Regions from separate parts of the Homo sapiens genome. Here region 1 is linked to region 2. The links are chromatin loops, found by intact Hi-C in ENCODE. Cell type or tissue: gastrocnemius medialis. All regions are shown on one strand. Each heading gives the region's core, and the rest is flanking DNA. Links, peaks and the distances in the headings are about the cores only.

Region 1 (2,913 bases), core at 205-2,704, 53 kb after region 2:
ACAACGAATACTGTCATTAAAGCAAAATTAGTACAGGTCTTAAATTCCAGAGGTTACAAAACAGCCTGGCTGAGGTCATTCATGCTTAATTATTGTGCCTAATAATTACCTTGACTAATTAGAGCAAAGGTTTCTGAGTATGTTTCTATTCCCAGACACTGAGTCACCAGTGACCCAGAATAAATCATTTCGCTCTATTTGTGTCTTGTATCATCGACATGAAAGCACCCTCAGCCAACTCCTCGGGGAAATTGCAAAGACTTCATTAATTAATATTTGGACAACAAGTATAACTTGTATATGCCAGACCTAAAGATATATGGCATCAGGATGTTTTGTAAGTTGGGTTCATTTATTTAATTATTCAACTACACTCCAGGTGCTCTTAATATTTGTTAAGCTCTACTCTGAGCCAGGCCCTGAGCTGGGAACAGGAGGTGCAACTGTGAACAAGGGAGATCAGCTCCTGCTCTCATGGAGCTTCTAGTCTAGCAAAGGAGACGGATGCTAAATAGGTAAACCAGATATAATCATTACAAATTGTTGAGTGCCACGAGGAAAAAAAATAGAAATCTGTGATAGAGACTAGTGGGAGGGGTTTATTTGTCTTCATTTTTGTTTTTTATTTTTATTTATTTATTTTTTTTGAGACAGAGTCTCACTCTTGTTGCCCAGGCTGGAGTGCAATGGTGCAATATGCACTCACCGCAACCTCTGCCTCCCGGGTTCAAGCCATTCTCCTGCCTCAGTCCCCCCAGTAGCTAGGATTATGGACATGCCCCACCATGTCTGGCTAATTTTGTATTTTTAGTAGAAATGGGGTTTCTCCATGTTGGTCAGGCTGGTCTCGAACTCCTGACCTCAGGTGACCCACCTGCCTCGGCCTCCCAAAGTGCTGGGATTACAGGCATGAGCCACTGCGCCTGGCCTGGTTTTTTTTCTTTTTATTTTTGAGATGGAGTCTCACTCTTTCACCTTGGCTGGAGTGCAGCGGTGTGATCTCCGCTCACCACAACCTCCGCCTCTAGGTCCAAGTGATTCTCCTGTCTCAGCCTCCCAAGTAGCTGGGATTACAGGTGTGTACCACCACGCCAGGCTAATTTTTGTATTTTTAGTAGAGACAGGGTTTCACCATGTCGGCCAGGCTGGTCTGGAACCCCTGACCTCCCAAAGTGCTGGGATTACAGGCATGAGCCAGCGAGCCTGGACTGAAGGGATCTTTTTTTGATGGCACGGTCATAAGAGGCTTCTCAGAAGAGGATCCCCATGCTGAGACCTGAAGGATGGCAAGGAACCAGCCAGGTGGACAGAGGAGGAGGGCATTTTAGGCAGAAGGAATAGCCCGGGCAAAAGCTGAGGTAGGAAAGAGGTTTTCATTTGGGGGAACTATAGGAATCAATGTACCTACAGCGTAGTGAATGAGGAAGGTGGTGTGAGCTCAGACTCAGATCACTCAGGGCCTCCGAGTTGGCCAAAGGCTGTTCCTGGCCACCTCCTTGGCTTGTGGCTGGACTACATTTCCCAGCATCCCTTGCTGTTGAGGGTGGGCACGTGACTGGATTTGGGCCAAAGGAATGCAAGGAGAGGCATTCCCCCAACCCCGTGCTAGTGGCCTTGCTAGTAACCACCTCCTGGGCTGACCTCCGTGCTCCTGCATTTTACTCATCCTGATGGAGAAAGCAGAGCCCCGAGCAAGCAGGAGCGTGGGTCCCTGGATCAGGTAATGGAAGAGAGCCACCTGCCTATCAGGAATACCAGTTTTGGACTTTATATGAGCAAGAAATAAATTCTCCTTGTGTTAGGCCACTGAGATTTGGGGGTTTATTTTCGGGTTTTTTGTTTTTGTTTTTGTTTTTTTTGTCCTTTTGAGGGTTTCTTTGTTACGGTGGCTCGTGTTCTCTTAAGTAATACACAGCCGTTATATCAAATCCACCTTAAAAAGTTGAGCTCAGGGCCGGGCGCGGGAGCACACGCCTCTAATCCCAGCGCTTTGGGAGGCCGAGGCAGGCGGATAACCTGAGGTCAGAAGTTCAAGACCAGCCTGACCAACATGGGGAAACGCCATCCCTACTAAAAATACAGATTAGCCAGGTGTGGTGGTGGACGCCTGTAATCCCAGCTCCTTGGGAGGCTGATGCAGGAGAATGGCTTGAACCTGGGAGGTAGAGGTTGCAATGAGATAGCGCCATTGCACTCCAGCCTGGGCAGAAAAAAAAAAAAAAAAAAAATCAAAAAAATCTGAGCTTCGTTGGGCGTGGTGGCTCACGTCTGTAATCTCAGCACTTTGGGAAGTTGAGGCAGGAGGATTGCTTGAGCCCAGCCTGGGCAACATGGGGAGACCATATCTCTACAAAACAATACAAAAACTAGCCGGGCATGGTGGCATGCGCCTGTGGTCCCAGCTACTCGGGAGGCTGAGGTGGGAGGATCACTTGAGCCCAGGAAGCAGAGGCTACAGTGAGCTGAGATGACTCCACTGCACTCCAGTGTGGGCAACAGAGCAAGACCCTGTCTGAATTAAAAAAAAGAAAAGAAAAAGAAAAAGGGAGGTGGAGCTTTCATAGCATATGGAAAGAGCTGGACATGGTGGCTCATTCCTGTAATCCCAGCACTTTGAGAGGCTGAGGCGGGCAGATCACTAGAGGTCAGGAGTTCGAGATCAGCCCGGCCAACATGGTGAAACCCCGTCTCTACTGAAAATACACAAAATTAGCCGGGCATGATGGCATGTGCCTGTAATCCCAGCTACTTGGGAGGCTGAGTCAGGAGAATCGCTTGAACCTGGGAGGCGGAGGTTGCAGTGAGCCGAAGTTGCACCACTGCACTCCAGCCTGGACAACAGAGTGAGACTCTGTCTCAAAAACAAAAATAAACAAACAAACAAGCAAAAAATGGAAAGAACAATAGGGGGCT
Region 2 (2,913 bases), core at 196-2,695:
AGGACTGGAGTATCTATTCTACCACTTACTAACCTGCTCCATATCTTAGCCAAGTAAGGCTTTCTTCATCAACAGTGTTAATAACCCAGGGTAGGTGTGAGGATTAAATGACAACCTCCTTAGTGTGATGCTTTTACAAAGTAAACACTGAAAGAGTAGGTTTAATGGTTATCACCCTAAGGTCCCATGGAAGTCTCAGTTGTTCTAATTCAAGATTACCATGTAGCACCCTAGGCAAACAGGTTACATTATTCCCTGATTGTAGCTATCTGGGGATTGTAATCCTCAACCCTTTCTAGAGGTTCTGGGTCCCCACTGTGTTGTATTCACTTAGCAGACCTCTGTGATAACCCCAGTGGTAAACTCAGACTACACCTATGTCAGGTTCTTTGCTATGTTCTGTTAAAGCCAAAAAAAAAAGGACCAAGACAAGGTCCCTGCTATGTGTCCCGAGGAGAATGGAACAGTCACAGAAACAAATCAAGCAGCAGAGCAAATGCACAGTTCAGGGAGGCTACAGAGATTGGGAGCCCTGAAGCAAGGCTGTGTCACAGAAGTGAGGTATGAACACGTAGGGGCTGGACTTGTCAAAGAGCATAGAGGTATTCAAGAGATAAACAGTATGGGTAGGATACCTAACCAATGGTTAAGACTGGATCATAAGGGTCTTGTAATACCATGCTGAATTTGGACTTCACTGTGTAGGCCCAGGGAAACTTTAAACCATGAAGTGACAAGACCAGAAAGATCACTCCAATGGTCTCATGAAAGATGGACTGGCAACAACAGCTCAGGACTGGAAAGTGAGAGCTGAAACATTAGGCCAAGAGCCCAGGCTCACCTCCTCCAGAGGGCCTGCCCTGAGCACCACACAGCCGGGCTGTGCTGTGAAACATCCCTTTCTGCTCTCAGAAGACCTTCCACATACCACATTCATGACGTGAATAGAAATTAACCAAATCCATATTTTGCCTCAACAGAAAAAGGAATCGCTCTATGTTTATGTATTTCCAGAGACAGCACCGAATCTGCCATATAGAGAATGTGCTGAATGGCTCAATGGCTCAATGAGTCATTCTGCTGTTGGGGCAGAAGAATGAGTCCAACCTGAAACTTCATCTGAGATAAATGCCTGTGGGACAATTTGGAGATGTACACCGGAGGACAGTGGGACATGCCATCTGGCAGTCAGGAGAGAAGGTCTAAACGAGAGGTCCAGATTTGGAAGTGAAGACATGGGAAACGTAATCTAGGGCAGTGACAGGGCCTGAGGACAGGTCAGGCAGGCCAATGTGGCAGAAGAGAAGCCAAGGTAAGGAGAAGCTCTAGAAAAGGGATGAACAGAGGACCAATGAGAATGGCAGGCAGAGATCCACAAAGTGATCCAGAAGATTTCTGGTCTCAAGTATGCTGTTTACATAAAAACGAGTTACCAGTTGTTGGTATTAATTCAACTCTTGGGAAATTTATAATAATGTTATTTTATAACATTATTATAGGATAACAAAGCAAGACAGAAATCAATTTAGCACATGCATGTTTATCTCTTTAATTCCTCTGTGAATCTAACATACAGATGACTAGGTCCCATAGGACACAGGAAAAAAAGCAACATGTTGCGAACAAGTGTCAAAATAAAGCACTGAATTAGTCTTTAAGCCTTGCTAACCACTAATTGAAGTAGCTTTGATAAAAACTATTTGAGGCCAGCACAGTGGCTCACACCTGCAATCCCACCACTTAGGGGCAAGCAGTGAGGCTAAGGCAGATCACTTGAGGTCAGGTGTTCAAGACCAGCTTCGCCAACATGATGAAACCCCATCTCTACTACAAATACAAAAATTAGCTGGGCGTGGTGGCAGGCGCCTACAATCCCAGCTACTCGGGAGACTGAGGCACGAGAATCATTTGAACCCAGGAGGCGGAAGTCGCAGTGAGCACTACACTCCAGCCTGGGCTATAGAGCGACACTCAGTCTCAAAAAAAAAAAAAAAAACCTATTTGATAACCATAAATTGATATGCCTTACTTTTTTTTCTTTAAATAGGGAGAGGGTTTCACCATGTTGGCCAGGGTGGTCTCAAACTCCTGACCTCAAGTGATCCACCCACCTTGGCCTCCCAAAGTGCCGGCATTATAGGTGTGAGCCACAGCACCCGGCCAATTGATATACTTTTGATTAAAGCTGTTTACATTAGTCTCTCCCACTAAACTGGGTTCCCAGGCTTACAAGGGCAATGACTGGGGATCTCATTCATTGTCATACTCTGTCTACACGAAATATTCAGCAGGTGTCAAGTCTGCCATTTTCCTTTAAATTAAGAACACAGTTATTTGGTTGGGCTGTATTTGATGGGGGTAGGGGTAAGGAAGGGGAAAAAAACTGAGGGAAAACTGTCCTCTCTTAAATACATAGGACATGAAGAGGAACTGAGTTTGCTTTCATTATAAACTCAAGCCTGCCTCAAAATACCAGATTCTTTTCCCATGTCCTTGTGCTTGCCAAACGCATGAATTTAGACTCACCCACAATGTAAAACTCCAAAACCTTCAATTTGGCCTAACTTAGAATTCATAAATTTGGCTAAGCAAATAATATGCAAGAGTGAATTGTGACATTGTATTTACCCTAACTATGGTGTTTCCAAATACATTTTAAAAGAGCACCTTAACAGTTTTCACTTCAGACAAATCAGATAATAAGGACACCCAGTTGAAGTCACTAATCTATGTTACTAGTTAATAATGGCCCTAGTACTAGAACCATTCAAATTACTTTCTTTAAATATTCAAATTAAACTACCATTCTCCTTAATACACTGATGTTCTCACAAACCAGTACAGCACAACTCAGTATAATTTATGTTTCTGTAGATTCTTTCAAGGGGCCCTATTACTTCACCACAACACTGT

Evidence for each region. Peaks named below come from ENCODE experiments on the same cell type or tissue, not always from the same donor. Only the 100,000 strongest peaks of a DNase experiment are listed, where the experiment ranks them.
Region 1: it touches region 2 in a loop (2.6-fold over the local background); 27 of 110 quality-filtered maps call a loop at or near these places.

What each region holds. Positions count from the first base shown.
Region 1 is chr16:9,051,910-9,054,822 of GRCh38, reverse strand. No RefSeq gene overlaps it. Among named protein-coding and RNA genes, the nearest start is that of HAPSTR1, 38 kb to the left of the region's middle. RefSeq lists an enhancer at 1,364-1,901. In gastrocnemius medialis, for the core only: no CTCF peak of the experiment used is centred there; a DNase peak (open chromatin) is centred at 1,562; H3K4me3 peaks cover 340 bases; H3K27ac peaks cover 1,227 bases.
Region 2 is chr16:9,105,376-9,108,288 of GRCh38, reverse strand. The region is part of intron 3 of HAPSTR1 (HUWE1 associated protein modifying stress responses); the gene reads right to left. Among named protein-coding and RNA genes, the nearest start is that of HAPSTR1, 15 kb to the right of the region's middle. In gastrocnemius medialis, for the core only: no CTCF peak of the experiment used is centred there; a DNase peak (open chromatin) is centred at 1,188; H3K27ac peaks cover 2,500 bases.